Linked DNA regions of Homo sapiens: region 2 is linked to region 1. A link is a loop called in an ENCODE intact Hi-C map of the cell type or tissue named here. Cell type or tissue: psoas muscle. All regions are shown on one strand. Each heading gives the region's core, and the rest is flanking DNA. Links, peaks and the distances in the headings are about the cores only. Region 1 holds the start of NACAD (NAC alpha domain containing). Region 2 overlaps CCM2 (CCM2 scaffold protein).

The links. Hi-C counts contacts between places; a loop is a spot of excess contacts. Peaks named below come from ENCODE experiments on the same cell type or tissue, not always from the same donor. Only the 100,000 strongest peaks of a DNase experiment are listed, where the experiment ranks them.
Region 2: a loop joins it to region 1, with 2.6 times the contacts of the local background. A loop is called at or near these places in 17 of 110 quality-filtered maps.

Annotation. Positions count from the first base shown.
Region 1 is chr7:45,085,609-45,093,935 of GRCh38, reverse strand. It overlaps NACAD (NAC alpha domain containing), which reads left to right and starts at 4,967. Exons shown (of 8, transcript NM_001146334.2): 1 at 4,967-5,108; 2 at 7,824-8,327. The coding sequence starts at 5,042. In psoas muscle, for the core only: no CTCF peak of the experiment used is centred there; DNase peaks (open chromatin) are centred at 4,435, 4,935 and 5,475; H3K4me3 peaks cover 1,597 bases; H3K27ac peaks cover 726 bases.
Region 2 is chr7:45,003,265-45,011,591 of GRCh38, reverse strand. The region is part of intron 1 of CCM2 (CCM2 scaffold protein); the gene reads right to left. Among named protein-coding and RNA genes, the nearest start is that of CCM2, 7.2 kb to the right of the region's middle. In psoas muscle, for the core only: no CTCF peak of the experiment used is centred there; no DNase peak of the experiment used is centred there; H3K27ac peaks cover 100 bases.

The DNA.
Region 1 (8,327 bases), core at 59-8,058:
GTGTGCTTAATAGTGTTCACATTCTCTGGAGTTTCTGTTCATTTTTCCTTTTTTTTCTGTTATTCAGTTTGTATAATCTCCATCAATCTCTAATCTCTATCAAGTTCACTAATTCTTTCTTCGCCCACTGAAATCTACTGTTCAGCCCTCTTGTGAATTTTTTCTTTCAGATATTTTACTTTTCAACTCCATAATTTGCATTTTTAAAAAATTTATATCCAGCCTGGGCAACATGGTGAGACCTCGTCTCTACAAAAAAATTTTAAAATTAGCTGGGTGTGGTGGCACATACCTCAACTATTCAGGAGGCTGAAGTGGGAAGATCACCTGAGCCCCAGAGGTGGAGGCTGCAATGAGCCATGATCACACCACCGCACTCCGGCTGGGGCAACAGAGTGACAGCCTGTCTCAAAAAAAATTTTTTTTTAATTAAAAAAATAATTTCTATCTCTTTGCTGATATTCTCTATTTGATGGAATATCATCATATACCTTCCATTACTTCTTTAATCATACTTTCCCTTATTCTACGAACATATTCGTAGTGGTTATTTTGAAATATTTTTCTGTTAAAATCTTGTTGCTTACACAGGCAGGTTCTGTTCCTGCCTTTTTTATTTTTCTGGTATACAAGTCATACTTTCATTTCTTTGCCAATTTTTTGTTGGAAAGTGGACATTTTAATAACATTAAATAAATAATTGAACAGTAACCCAATAGCAACTCTGGGTACAGGTCCAAACCCCCTCCCTTCTGGAGCTTGTATTGCTGTTTGCTTGTTTATTTGCTTAGTGACTAGCTGGATTATTTTTGGTGAGGTCTTTCGCGCTCCCCTACAATGTTCCGCCTCTGATGGTCCTCTTCAGGGAGGTGCAGCTATGTGTATGCCCACAGTCACCCTGGAATGAGAGTGGTTCTGGTAAGGCTCTCCTACTCTCTTTTCCTAACCATGCCCAGCTGTTAAACTCCACTAATTGCCACTCCTAAACTCCACTGATTGCTCTATTGTTTTCGACAATACTCTGGGCAGAAATTCCTCTGCAAACTCATCCAAATTGTGGCCTCTTAGCTAGAATAGTTTCAGAGGCCAGTGTTTAACATTTTCTTTAATCCCAGTAGGGCTCCACCCAGGTGTCTTATTACCCCATTTTCTCCTGCAAACTAGCCAACCTCCAGCCTAGGCTGTATCTTCATTAGATCCATGAATCTCCTTCCAGTTGCCTTTCACCATAACCTCTACTGCTGTTGAGAATACCCTTGGGTTTAAACTTCCTATGTTGCCTTGCAAGTAAGGTCATTTCCTCTGGGAAGAGATCATGGGCTATCTGTTTTACAACCTGCCTCTCCCCTCCAGGCAAAATCTCTTAGCTCAGTGGCAAACTTCTGAGTCACACTCCCACTCTAGGAGCTGAGCAGTCAGTGGAAGGGAGGCAGCAGCCTCTCCTGGCATGGAACTCTCACCTCATAAGCGGTGAGAAGGGCTGTCAGGACCCCAGTATTCTCAGCATGCCACACCCGAAGTAGAGTCCACTTTCCACAAGTGGGGGCTAAGTGGAAGAAGGGAGCCCCACCTCAACCAGACTCACCCAGGACTTACTTCCACAACAGGCAGCTGGGAGCAGGATGAGATATGCTGAAGTACTCCGTCCTCCCAGTAAGAAAGCCCTCTGACCGGGAGATGGAAGAAAAGAAGCCTGTGTTCTTGGCAACACCAGTCTGGTGTGGAGTCCACCTCCCTTTGCTGGAGTGAGTTGTCTCGATTCAAATACCACAGACTCTCGCCTTTCTTACTAAATTCTCATAGATTTTCTTGAATAGATGTTTCTTTCTTTTTTTTTTTTGAAACAGAGTCTCACTCCATCACCCAGGCTGGAGTGCAGTGGCAGGATCTCGGCTCACTGCAACGAACCTCCGCCTCCAGGGTTCAAGCAATTCTCCTGCCTCAGCCTCCCTAGTAGGTAGGATTACAGGTGTGCATCACCATACCCAACTAATTTTTGTATTTTTTTTAAGTAGAGATGGATTTTCACCATGTTAGCCAGGCTGGTCTCGAACTCCTGATCTCAAGTGATCCGCCCACCTTGGCCTCCCAAAATGCTGGGATTACAGGCGTGAGCCACCACATCCAGCCTTGAACAGATGTTTCTTCATTTGCTGTTTGCCCTTCAGACCATTTCCAGAAGCTTTAATTTGTTCTCTCTTTCACTTTTATTTTGTTGGGCCCTTTCTTTTTTTTTTTTTTTCCCAAGACGGAGTCTCACTCTGTCACCAGGCTGGAGTGCAGTGGCACGATCTCAGCTCACTGCAACCTATGCCTCTCAGGTTCAAGCAATTATCCTGCCTCAGCCTCCCGAGTAGCTGGGACTACAGGCATGCACCATCACGCCCGGCTAATTTTTGTATTTTTAGTAGAGACAGGGTTTCACCATGTTGGCCAGGAAGGTCTTGATTTCTTGACCTCATGATCTGCCCACCTCAGCCTCCTGAAGTGCTGGGATTACAGGCATGAGCCACCACGCCTGGCTTGCTGACCTTTCAACTCAGTTTGTTTTTTTTTTTTTTTAATAATTTTTACCAGGCTGGGTGTGGTGGCTCACACCTGTAATTCCAACACTTTGGGAGGCCAAGGTGGGTGGATCACGAGGTCAGGAGTTCAAGACCAGCCTGGCCAACAGGGTGAAACCCCGTCTCTACTAAAAATACAAAAATTAGCCAGGCATGGTGGGACCTGTAGTCCCAGCTGCTCGGGAGGCTGAGACAGTAGGATCGCTTGAACCCGGAAGACAGAGGTTGCAGTGAGCCGAGATCATGCCACTGCACTACAGACTGGTCAAAAGAGCAAGACTCCATCTCAAATTAAAAAATTAAAATTAATAATAATAATTTTTACCAGTTTCACTGGGGAGCTGCTCAGCAGAACTCCCCATGCTTTCATTCTGGAAGTCAATCTGCCTTTTATTTCTTCTTGCTTTATTGCAAGGTTTAGAAATTCCAATAATATGTTGAAAAGAGTGGTGAGTGCGGACACCCTTGCCTTGTTCCCAATCTTAAAAAGCATTCAGTCTTTCACCATTAAGTATGATGTTAGCTGTATAAGTTTTTTATATAAGATCTTTATCAAGTTTATTTTTAACTTGCTGAAAGTGTTTTTTTTTAAATCATGAATGATGTTGGTTATGTCAAACACATTTTCTGTGTCAACTGATACCAAAATTTTTCTTCTTTAGCCTGTTGGTGTTCTGGAGTATTGTTGATTGATTTTCAACTGTCAAACCAGCCTTGCATACGTGGAATAAATTCCACTTGGTCATGGTGTATTTTTTTTATACATCATTATATTTGATTTGCCAATATTGAGAATTTTTGTGCCTGAATTCATGAGAGATGCTGGTCTGCAGTTTTCGTTTTGGGGGTCTTGGGGTGTATTGACACTTTGTTAGTTTTTTTTTTTTTTTTTTTTTTTTTGAGACGGAGTCTCGCTCTGTCGCCCAGGCTGGAGTGCAGTGGTGCGATCTCGGCTCACTGCAACCTCCGCTTCCCGGGTTAACGCCATTCTCCTGCCTCAGCCTCCTGAGTAGCTGGGACTACAGGAGCCCGCTACCACTCCCGGCTCATTTTCTGTATTTTTAGTAGAGACGGGGTTTCACCACGTTAGCCAGAATGGCCTCGATCTCCTGACCTCGTGATCCGCCAGCCTCGGCCTCCCAAAGTGCTGGGATTACAGGCGTGAGCCTCCGCGCCTGGCGACACATTGTTAGTTTTGACATCAGGATATTTCTTGCCTTATAAAATGAGTTAGGAAGTGTCCCCTTCTCTTTTGTTTTCTGGAAGAGATTGTTTGAAGTTGATGTTAATTCTAATGGTGTGGTGTGTCTGACTCCTGGGGTACAGCGGGGAGAGATGCCCAGCAGGCAGCCAGGTGTGTAGCACTGAGCCTTGAGGCAGGTCTGGGGGAGTCAGAGGGCAGCCCCTGGCTTCATGAGCTCAAAGTTAGAACCCACAGAAGACTGAGGATGTTGAAACCTCCCTCCCTGCCTGTGACAATGGCTACTCTGATTCCCCCCACCCCAGTCAGGGGTGATGACAATGTCTCATTCATCTGTCTCCCTGGTGCCTGGCACGGGGGAGGAGGGGTGCTCAGTGAATCTGGGTGGCGCAGTAGCCTGTGTGAAAGCAAGAGGCATTTCAGGAAATTCACGGGGCGGGCTTCCTCCTGGGAGGTGTGGCAGAGGGTGCTGCCAGGAATAGAGGGAAACACTTTCTTCCTTTTCCTTCTACTGCCTAGTGTGGGGGTGGAGGGGAGATGATAGGACAGATCACCGAGTTGCCTAGAGACCTGGAGACCGACCCATCCGGGTCGCCTTCCCTGGTGCGCTCTCGTCGGCTCCATCCCTGGTTGCCATGGAGACAGGAGGCGGTTGCCACGGAGACCGACGACTGCCAGGACCAGCCAATCACTCCAGAGCTGCAGCTCCAGCTCACCTTTTGCATGGAGGCATCGGGCTGGGCGGGGCCCCCTCCCTCCCCAGGCCCTGCACCCTCTGCTTGGTCAGCGGGGAAGGAGGCTGCGCCGCCAACTCCACCCAAAGCGCTCCGAGCATCCCAGAATCCCAACCACCTCCCCAGCCTCCCACAACCAGGGTTCTAGGGGCGTCCCCGCCTCTTCCTGGCCACGGGCGAATGCCACCCTGAGGCAACCCAGCTTCCAATTGGCCCTGAAACCCTCCCTCGTAAATGCTGTGGAAAGGGTGGGACCGGGCGCAGGCGCCCACCCCCGCTCCCCCACGAAACCGCCCACAGCGAGAGGGAGGCCACAGCCGGGTGGGGTGGGGGCGGGGAGGGAGCCCCCCCTACGCCCTCCGCAGTGCCTGGCGAGCCCGCGCACGCTCACTCGCTGGGACAGGCGGGCGGGGCGGCCTGACGTCACCCACTGCCCCCACCGCCCGGCCGAGGGGCGGTGGCCGCGCAGGCTCGGCGGGGCGGCGGCACGGACTGACGGAGGGTCGGAAGGACTGAGGGACGGGCGGGCGCACGGCCAGGCCATGCCTGGGGAGGCTGCCCGCGCCGAGCTGCTGCTGCCCGAGGCGGACCGACCCGGGCCCCGCACAGGTGAGGCCGTGGCCACTCTTTCCCTGCCTTCAGCCTCTCCCCTCTCCAGCCCGGGTTCTCTTTCCATCGCTCACCTTTCACCCCTCTCCCCCATCCCCCTGGCCCCCCTCGAGTCCCCTCCCCTTTCCGCGCCCTGTCCTTCCCTCCATCTGAACCCTGCTACCGCCTCTCTCAGAACTGCGGGGAAGGTGGGGCGCACGAAGTGCCCGCCGCGAGCCAGAAAGAACGTGGGGGCTTAAGCCCTTGGCTTCCGACCCAGGGATCGTGGGGCTCGCATCCCGCCCGCTGCATCCCGTTGTTTGCACCGAGCTGCCAGCCTGCTGGGGCTGGGCCGCTCTGGACAGAGGCAGCGGGTTCTGGAGGCGGGGTGTCCGGCTGATACCCCCAGTACGATCAGGTGACCACCGGGAGGGTCCTCAGTTGCACCCGGTCTGTCCTGGGCCGGCGACTGGTCATGGCTCTGGAGGGAGGAGCAGGACTGGCCAGAGCCTAGGAAGCCCGGATGGAGGGCCAGGTGGTGGAATAAAGCCTAAGTTGGGTCTGGAAGGTGGAAGGCCTTGGGGGAGGTGGCCTGATTAGCAATGGCCCTGGGTGTGCAGACCACCTGTCCTTAGGCTGGGTCAACAAATGCTGGTGGAGGCTGATGGGGTCTACGGGGCCTAGAAAGAGCCGAGCCTGGACAGTCCTGGCGTGGAGGTCAGCCATGTGTGGGTAGGGCCAAGGGCACCTTGCTGTGGGCAAGAAGTCACCCAGAGATGGGACCACTGCTGGGGCCTGGGGCCTGGTTTGGGGTGACACAGGCTGCTGCCTCTGCTCTAGGTGGGAGGCAGGGAGTGCAGGCCCAGACTTCCCAGCCCCAGGGTCTTGTGCTGGCTCTGTTCTGGCTTGCTTGGTGACCTTGAATGAGTTATAAAAACCTTTGGCCTTTGGTTTCTGCTCCATCCCAACAGCTCAGCCGTTCCCCTGCCCTGGGGGCCACACCAGGGGCCAGAACCAAGAGCCCAGCTTCAGGGCACCCAGTGATGCCCCACCAGCCACGCCCACTCCTGATGTTGGGTGTCAGGCATGCAAGAACCCAAAGGACCCCCTTGTCTCAGGACCCCCTGGATGTCCCATCACCCCAGCAGCAAAGCCCTTGGGTGACAAGTTTTGGCTGGTGGTTCAGGGCTCAGGGCTCTGATGCTGCTGAGGGGAGCTGGAGCAGCCTGGCAACAGGGTCCCCCTTCTTTCAGCTTCAACTCTAATCCTGGCTCTGCTTTGTAGATGAGAAAGCTGAGGTGCAAGAGATGTTGTCCTGGTCACCAGTGAGTGCGGGAGAGCAGGAGCCACCAGGCAGGCATCTGCAGCCTGGAGAGCTGGCCCCTGTGTGCCGCCGCTCCCCCACCTTGGGCAAGACCTGGCCTGGGCTCTGAAGGGCCTTCATTGGATGCTTCAAACAGAGGTGCCTTTGGCCTAGGTCCAAGTGAGGGAGTGGACATAATGGAGACATTTAAAATGAAGCTTATGAGCATTTAGAGCACACAGGAAAATGCTTATGAGATTAGGTTGGGTGAAAATAGCTAGATTCAAAACTGAATGTGCAATGTGATCTCGCCTGTGATAAAATACAGGCCAGTAAGAGTCCAGGAGGCAGAAAACCATAGCGGTCTGGTGTGCCGCAACCTCGGAGGGGTTTTCTTCCATCTTCCTGAGTCCCCTAAGTCCTTTCTGACCCATGAGGGCTACTTCCTATGGACTCCTTTCTCAGCTGGAGGTGTGTTAGCTCACAGACGTTTACTGAGTACCAGAGCCTCCTCATACTGAAGCCTGCCCAGCGGGTTGGGGGAGTGCATCATGGGACCCAGAGAAGGCCCACAGGGCAGGGTGGGAACTCCCAGCACCCGGGAAGGAACTGGTGGTCACCCATGGGGTGGCTGCCACCAAGGAGAGGACTCAGCCAGAGGCTGCTGTTGGCCCTCTGAAGCTGTCCTGTGCTCTTGCTGGGCTCCATGGTCTCCGTTCCTGCCCACCACTGCCCTTGTGGCCAGATGCTCCAGCAAAGCCTCCACGGGACACTTCATCTCTGTTCTCCAGAAACTTGGCTGCGTGTGGTGGCCCCTGGCTTCCCCATCTCCCTGGGTGCAGGAGGGGAGCAGGGTCAGAGGGGCCTGGTGAAACCCTGACATGTTGGCCTCAAGTGTAGGTAGCAAGGACAGCAGAGAGAGGAGGCAGAGCGAGGCATGAAGCCCAGAGTGTTCGAGCTGCGCGCGTCGTGCTGGTGCCACCTGCCTCATGTGGCGCATCTATTGGGAGGTCATGGGATGGGACTGGCACTGCCTGGCAGATTCCCACCACCAGCCCCTCCCACCGAGCCCAGCTGAACCACACTGATTCTGTGGAATGGAAACTGCAATCCAGTCTCCCCAGAGAGGCTGAAATGCTAGTTCTTTGCTGAGGTGTCCTTGAGAAAAGCCGCCAGACAGGTCTGTTCATGACTCCCAGCAACACTTCCCTCAAAACCCCTCTCTAGGAAACCACTAGCATCTGCTCTCTGCTGTCAAAACTCCTGGAAGTTCTCCCTCAAACGCAGCGTGCAGAGGGTCTTCTCTTTTCTCTCCTGCCTTCCTGGATCCACCTTCCTCTGGGCCCTATGCAGCCGGAATTCATCTCCCCGGGCCTGGCCCTTGCCTGGGAGATGCATCCAGGGGCACCTCATGATCTTCTCTATCTCCACAGATCTGTCCTGCGATGCGGCCGCTGCCACCACCATCCTGGGAGGGGACCGGCGGGAGCCCTGTGCTCTGACCCCAGGGCCCAGCCACCTGGCCCTCACGTTCCTGCCCAGCAAGCCGGGTGCCCGGCCCCAGCCCGAGGGAGCCAGCTGGGATGCAGGGCCTGGTGGGGCACCCTCGGCCTGGGCGGACCCAGGGGAGGGCGGCCCAAGCCCCATGCTCCTCCCTGAGGGCCTGTCTTCCCAGGCTCTGTCCACGGAGGCTCCTCTCCCGGCCACCCTGGAGCCCCGGATTGTGATGGGAGAGGAGACGTGCCAGGCCCTCCTGTCACCCAGAGCTGCCCGGACAGCGCTCAGGGACCAGGAGGGTGGGCACGCAAGCCCAGACCCACCCCCCGAGCTGTGTTCTCAGGGTGATCTTTCTGTGCCTTCCCCTCCCCCAGACCCTGATTCCTTCTTCACGCCTCCCTCCACCCCCACCAAGACCACCTATGCCCTGCTTCCTGCCT
Region 2 (8,327 bases), core at 217-8,216, 83 kb after region 1:
CAACAGAGTGAGACTCCATCTCAGTAAATAAATAAATAAATAAAGCAACCATTAAAAAATAAAACATAAAAATAAAAATTTTTAAAAATTAGCCCAGCTGGGTACAGTGGCTCACACCTATAATCCCAGCACTTTGGGAGGCCAAGGCAGCTGGATCACCTGAGGTCAGGAGTTCGAGAGGAGCCCGGCCAACATGGTGAAACCCCATCTCTACTAAAAATACAAAAATTAGCCGGGTGTGGTGGCGGGCACCTGTAATCCCAGCTACCAGGGAGGCTGAGGCATGAGAATAACTAGAACTTGGGAGGCAGAGGCTGCAGTGAGCTGAGATCGCACCATTGCACTCCAACCTGGGCAACAAGAGTGAGACTCCGTCTCAAAAAAAAAAAAAATTTAGCTGGGCATAGTGGCACACACCTATCGTCCTAACTACTTGGGAGGTTGAGGCATGAGAACTGCAGGAGTTTGAGGTTATACTGAGCTCTGATTGCACCACTACACTCCAGCCTGGGTTACAGAATGAGACCCTGTCTCTGGAAAGAGAAAAAAACAAAGAATTAGGAGACAAAAATTTAGCAGAAAGTTTGGCAGTGTCTTATAAAGTTAAACATATAGTTCCCATAAAATTCAGCAATTCCATTATTAGGTATTTACCCAAAATAAATGAAAACATGTTCACATAATGACTCATTCACAAATGTTCACAGCAGCTTTTTCAAAATACAAAGTAGACTGGGAGGCCGTGGCAAGTGTATCACCTGAGGTCAGGGGTTCGAGACCAGCCTGGCCAACATGGTGAAACCCCATCTCTACTAAAAATACAAAAATTAGCCAGGCATCGTGGCGGGCACCTATAATCCCACCTACTCAGGAGGCTGAGGCAGGAGAATCACTTGAACCCAGGAGGCAGAGGTTACAGTGAGCTGAGATCACACCATTGCATTCCAGTCTGTGCGACAAGAGCAAAACTCCATCTCAAAAAAATATATATATATATACACAAACTAGAAAGAAACTAAATCTCCAACAAATGAATAAACAAATCACAGCATAAACATACAACAAAATATTACTCAGCAACTGAAACATGCAGCAATATATGGATAAATCTCAAAAACATTATGCTGAGTACAGTGATCCCTGCACAACACAATGTATACTGTATGAATCCATCTGTATGAAGTTCTAGAATGAACAAAATTAACCTATGGTGGAAAAAAATCAGAACAGTACTACCTTGGGGGAAGGACTTTCTAAGGGGCATAAGGGAATTTTCTCAGTGATGGTAGGTAATATTTTATTTCTTAGTAGGGGTTTCAGTTACGTAGGAGTATGCATTTGTCAAAATTTAGCTAATATTCACTGAAGATGTGTATTATTTGGCCAGGAGCAGTGGCTCACGCCTGTAATACCAACACTTTGGCAGGCCGAGACAGAAGGATTGCTTAAGCCCAGGAATTCAAGACCAGCCTGGGCAACACAGTGAGACCTCGTCTCTACAAAAAATAAAAAAAATTAGCTGGGCATGGTGACAAACCCATTTAGTCCTAGCTACTGAGGAGACTGGGGCGGGAGGATCACTTGAGTCTGGGAAGTCAAGGCTGCAGTGTGCCATGATTGCACCACGGCACTCCAGCCTCTGTGACAGAGTGAGACCCTGTTTAAAAAAAAAAAAAAAGTGTGTATTTCATTGTTACATAATTTTACATCAAAAGAAAACTGTAAGCAAATATTGAACCCTAGTTAATGACATGCATGCTAATGTATTTAGATCAAAGTGAAACAATGTCTGCAATTTATTGAGGAATGCATCAGAAAAATAAAATGAGTTGATGGGCAGGTACAGTGATAAACAAATGCTAGATATGGGATAAAACAAGTATAGCCAGGCCAGGCAGGGTGGCTCATGAGTGTAATCCCAGCACTTTGGGAGGCCGAGGTGGGCGGATCATCTGAGGTCAGGAGTTCTAGACCAGCCCCACCAACATGGTGAAACCCTATCTCTACTAAATACAAAAACTTAGCCAGGCGTGATGGCACATGCCTGTAATCCCAGCTGCTGGGGAGGCTGAGGCAGGAGAATCGCTTGAACAAAGGAGGCGGAGGTTGCAATGAGCCGAAATCACGCCATTGCACTCCATCCTAGGTGACAGAGTGAGACTCCGTCTCAAAAAAAAAAAAAAAAAAAACAAGTATAGCCAACGTTAGTGGCAGAATCTAGGTGCAAGTATTCACTGCAAAATTCTTTCAACTTTGGTGTACTCAAAAATTTTTTTTTTTTTTTTTTTTTTGAGACAGAGGCTCCCTCTGTCGCCCAGGCTGGAGTGCAATGGCGCAATCTTGGCTCACAGCAACCTCTGCCTCCCGGGTTCAAGCGATTCTCCTGCCTCAGCCTCTGGAGTAGCTGGGATTACAGGCACACACCACCATGCCCTGCTTATTTTTGTATTTTTGTAGAGATAGCATTTCGCCATGTTGGCCAGGCTGGTCTTGAACTTCTGATCTCAGGTGATCTGCCTGCCTTGGCCTTCTAAAGTGCTGGGATTAGAGGCGTGAGCACCGTGCCTGTCCCAAAAATTTTCATCATAAAATGCTGAGGGTGGAAGAATGTGCTGGAAAAAGCAAACACGGAGGCTGCACATACCTCTTTCAAGAAAGACGGACAATACTAAGTGAGAGGGGGAGCCTTAGAAAGGAACTTGAACTCAGCCTGATATTAGAAGTGCACAGGCAGGTGGGCTATGGTTATTGTCTATACCCAGTAGCATGAAAAGTAAAAGCTATGTAAAGGTGATGTATCTAATGGCAGTAATAAATTAGCTAGACATAATCATATCTAGGGCATTTTCAGACATCTGACAGAAAATCAACATGCACCATAACTGACACTTAGACCTGACCAAGGCATCTCATTAAGAACATGTACCCTTGGCCGGGTGCGGTGGCTCACGCCTGTAATCCCAGTACTTTGGGAGGCCGAGGTAGGTGGATCACCTGAGGTTGGGAGTTTGAGACCAGTCTGACCCACATGGAGAAACCCCGTCTCTACTAAAAATACAAAATTAGCCGGACTTGGTGGCGCATGCCTGTAATCCCAGCTACTTGGGAAGGCTGAGGCAGGAGAATCGCTTGAACCTGGGAGGTAGAGGTTGTGGTGAGCCGAGATCGCGCCACTGCACTCCAGCCTGGGCAAGAGCAAAACTGTCTCAAAAAAAAAAAAAAAAAAAAAAAAAAAGAACATGTACCCTTGGCCAGGCACGGTGGCACACAGAGGCACACATTGGTCAGGACTTCGGGAGGACGAGGCGGGTGGATCATGAGGTCAAGAGATCAAGACCATTCTTGCCAACATGGGGAAACCCCATCTCTACCAAAAATAAAAAAATTAGCCGGGCATGGGAACACGCACCTATAGTCCCAGCTACTTGGGAGGCTGAGGCAGAATTGCTTGAACCCAGGAGGCGGAGCCTGCAGTGAGCTGAGGTCATGCAACTGCACTCCAGCCTGGGCAGCAGAGCAAGACTCCACCTCAAAAAAAAAAAAAAAAAAAAATGTACCCCACCACATAAACCAACAAGGGAAACATTTCAGTTTCCACACCTGACCAGAGAGCTCATGGTGACAACACACAGGAAGCAAATTTGATTTTTTGAAAAAAACCTGTATGGAATTTTAAACTATAGAATAGACATAAAGATTTAAATAAAGGCTTCTCTCTTTTTTTTCTCCAAGGTACAAAAACAACATGTGAAATGGTTATCTCCCACTCCTCAACTAGGTTTCCCTTAAGAACAGTGACACCACGGGTTTAGGCTGACCAGTCTTCTCACTTTCAGAAAAGTGAAAAACCTCCTTGGGTTACAAGACACACCATCATCCTAAGCTGCAAACAAAAGCCCAAATTCCATGTTCCTATTATGCTTATTAAAGGGGATCACTTTCATTGCACATACATCTAATGCCTATGGTCAAATGCCCTAATTCTTAACATAATCCAAGCAAAAAATTGTTACTGTTTGGGCACACTTGGGAGAAAAAAAAAGGTCACATTTTTGGCACAGACACAAGGCTAAGGAAAAAAGTTCTTATTTTTACAAAACAAACAAACAAAAAATCCTAATGGTTCCATTGACAAATCCAAATGTAAACTCCCTCATACCTGTAGAATCATTTGAAGAGCAGTTGCTGTTCTTGATTGAAAGATAAAAAAGCCAAGGAGTGCGAAGCGCGCTAACAAAGATCCACTGTTCACAAGGACACAGCGATGCATGCAGAGGACATGGCTGGGCTCACTGCTCCCGCCACAGATCCCAGAGCACAAAGCCTGTCCCAGATGAAATGAATGACATCCCTGACTGTGCCAGCTCCCAAAACACCATACATGTTCTCCCAACCACAAAGAGTGTGCTGTGATTTATGGTTTACATACAGCACAGTGAGGGTTGTCCTGTCACTCTGAGCAGCTCGTCCGTGGCCATGTTGACAGTGTAGACTTGGTCCTCAGAACTCACCCCAGAGACCCTAAGGCAGCCAGCAGATGAGGCCAGAATGACCAGCAACATAAGGCTTGTTACTCTTCTGTCTTGATGAGTTACTACTGCACTTCTATCTACAAACTGAACTCTAGGGTTTGCTTCAAAATCACCTGGTGCATTAGCCTTCTTGGGCTGCCAGGACTAAGTATTATAGACTTGAGTGGCTTCAATAATAGAAACTTATTCTCTTAGAGTCTAGATGCTGAAAGTCCAAGATCAAGGTAAATTTAGCAGGGTGGTTTCTCCTGAGGTCTCTCCTTGGCTTGCAGATGGCTGCCTTCTCCATGAGTCCTCCAATGATCATTCCTCTCTGTGTCCTAATAACTTCCTATAAGGACATCCATCAGATTGGATTAGGGCCCACACAATTACCTCATTTTACCTCAATCACCTCCTTAAAGACTCCATCTTCAGGCCAGGCATGGTGGCTCAAGCCTATAATCCCAGCACTTTGGGAGGCCGAGGTGGGTGGATCACGGAGTCAGGAGATTGAGACCATCCTGGCTAATACGGTGAAACCCCATCTCTACCAAAAATACAAAAAAATTAGCCAGGTGTGGTGGCGGGCACCTGTAGTCCTAGCTACTCAGGAGGCCGAGGCAGGAGAATGGCGGGAACCTGGGAGGCGGAGCTTGCAGCGAGCCAAGATTGCACCACTGCACTCCAGCCTGGGTGACAGAGCAACAAGACTCCGTCTAAAATAAAAACAAATAAAAAAAAAAAGACTCCATCTTCAAATACAGTCACATCCTGAGGTCCTGGAAGTAGGGGCTTCAGCACATGACTCTGAGGGGACACTATTCGGCCCACACAGGCAGGAAGCAGGAATGAGGAGAAGGTGCACATGAAACTGACTGCCCACACATGGGCACAGGGGACTTCGTTACATGATTTTTTTTCTTTACATTTGCTTTTGAAGTTTTCATAAAGGTGTTCCTGATCACTCTTACCAAAGCCTGCTCCCACCATCCATCCCCGGGCTCCACTTCCTGCTCTGCAGCCACAGGCTCACCGTACACATTTCAGTCTCCAGCATCTGTGTCTGACACCATTGGTGCTAATAAACAATAGTTTAATGGACAAGTGAATGCATGATGTGGAACACCTCCAGTGGCTTCAAGTGCATACAGAACCAACACCCAACTTCCCAGCCCAAGGACTTCCCAGGACTGGGGGGTCCTCTCCACCTCATCTCTGCTTCTGAACTGCAGGACACAGTCCCGGTCTCAACCTGGCTGGAAGTGGCTGCTGCCTGCCCCATGTCTCTTCTGACATCCTAGGTCTGCCTTTAGTCTCTAATTTTAGGTGTAAGTGACCTACTTTCCAAAGTGCAATGTCCCTAACCCTCTTCTCAGTGGGCTAAGCACATAATAGGCAAGGCATGACCAAGTTATCTCACTAAAAACTTGTATCGCCACCACGTAAACCAACAATAGAGGGTGATTTAAATGCTCAATAGTTAGGTTTATAGGACTTAATCATGACCATTTACTTACACTGCAAAGTGACAACAAGGAGGGGGCACTGCTGACGGAAATGAAAAAACTGGAAGATCAAGAGTAAGCGCCCCAGTGGGGCAGACTGCAGACGCCCTTCTCGTCTGCAGGGAAGCCCTTCACTGCAATAATATTGCTAAGAGAAACGTTTTGCTTTACACTATCTTCCTCTGAAAGGATGCTCAGAGCAGCCCTGGAAGGTTCTGATGTGCTTTCTGAATCTAAATTATGACAGAATCTGACAATATGTTGAAAATTAACAAATACATACTATGTAAATGGTAACTCTTCAAGACAGAAAAGTAACCAGCCTTATGTTGCCGATCATTCTGGCCTCACCTACTGGCTGCCTTAGGTTCTCTGCTGAGCACCTCCTGCCTGGTTCTCCAGCCTCCTGACCCTGAGTTACCAAGTTGCCATCCAAGAATCACTGCAATAGCTACCCAAGAGGAAAAATAAAACAAAATATAGCAGCCCCAATTCACCTTCTGAACCCAAGTATGGCTTGTGACAGTTATAGAATCGGTTTAGTGGGTCATGACCATGAGCCTTTTTTTTTTTTTTGAGACGGAGTCTTACTCTTGTCGCCCAGGCTGGAGCGCAATGGCACATTCTCAGCTCACTGCAACCTCCATCTCCCGAGTTCAAGCAATTCTCCTGCCTCAGCCTCACAAGTAGCTAGGATTACAGGCCCCACCACCACGCTCAGCTAATTTTTGTATTTTTAGTAGAGATGGGGTTTCACCATGGCTGGTCTCAGACTCCTGACAGGTGATCCACCCACCTCAGCCTCCCAAAGTGCTGGGATTACCAGTGTGAGCCACCGCACCTGGCCAACCACCAGTTGTAATAGAAAGAAAAAAAAATAGAATTAAAAAATCAGAGCGTTTAAGTGTGGTTCCTTTAAACTTTCACTTCGGTTATACAGACACACACATTTATGTCTGCATCAGGTCAGCATGGAGAAGGTATGGCTTCCTGGTGCCTGCAGTGACCAAATTTTAAAAGGTACTGGTCCAATCCAAGCTTTCAGTTCCTCACAGACACTGGTCCAGCAGTGACTACAGCAGCTGATAGTTCAGGGCCTGTAACCTAGAGGATCTTTTCCCCTCCACTTTTTATTATGGAAATTCTCAAAAATACATAAAAGTAGACAGAACAATATATAACCATTACCAAAGCATTCAGCTATCCCCTTTGTTTCTTCTATTTTGAGTAAAGCAAATCCCAGAAATCATATTATTTCACCTACAAATATCTCAGAATACATGCCTATCAGATCAGAACTTAATTATCATACCCAACAAAATTAATAATTCCTTATTTATTATTTAATATCTAGTCCTACATTTCTAGGGAACTTTATAACCTTTTTTTTCTCTTTTTCTTCTTGAGACAGGGTCTTGCTGTCACTCAGGTGGTGGCACAATCACACTCACTGCAGCCTCGACCTCCAGGGCTCAAGCGATCTTCCCTTCTCAGCATCCCAAGTAGCTGGAACTACAGGCATGCACCACCATGCTCAGCTAATTTTCTTATTTTTTGTAGAGATAGGGTCTCACTACATTGTCCAGGCTGATCTCAAACTCCTAGGCTCAAGTGATCCTCCCACCTCAGTCTCCCAAAGTGCTGGGATTACAGGCGTAGCCACTACACTCAACCTATAACCTTTTTCTACCTTAAACAATGCAAATAAACTAGATGAATGTAAAAATATTTAACTTTGATCAGTGTGAAATCATAGCCACCTGGTGGGGCAACCGAAGACCAGAGGCAGCAGAGAAGCTGAGACCCACAAGGTTAAGGCCACAAGATGGTTTTTTTTTTTTTTTGGAGATGGAGTCTTGCCCTGTTGCCCAGGCTGGAGTACAGTGGCATGATCTCAGCTCACTGCAACCTCCACCTCCCGGGTTCAAGAGATTCTCCTGCCTCAGCCTCCTAACTGGGATTATAGGCACATGCCACCACGCCCAGCTAATTTTGTATTTTTAGTAGAGACGGGGTTTCACCATGCTGGCCAGGCTGGTCTCAAACTCCTGGTGTCAAGTGATCCGCCTGCTTCGGCCTCCCAAAGTGTTAGGATTACCTACACCCAACCCTGACAAGACAGCTTTTTTGGGCTGTGATCTGAGTATAAAAATCCACACAACCCAACTTAAGTGCATCCAAGTTTCTAATAAAAAGGAATTACTGTCAGGTGCGGTGGCTCAGCCACCCAGCACCTTGGGAGGCCAAGGTGGGTGGATCACCTGAGATCCGGAGTTTGAGACTAGCCTGACCAACATGGAGAAACCCC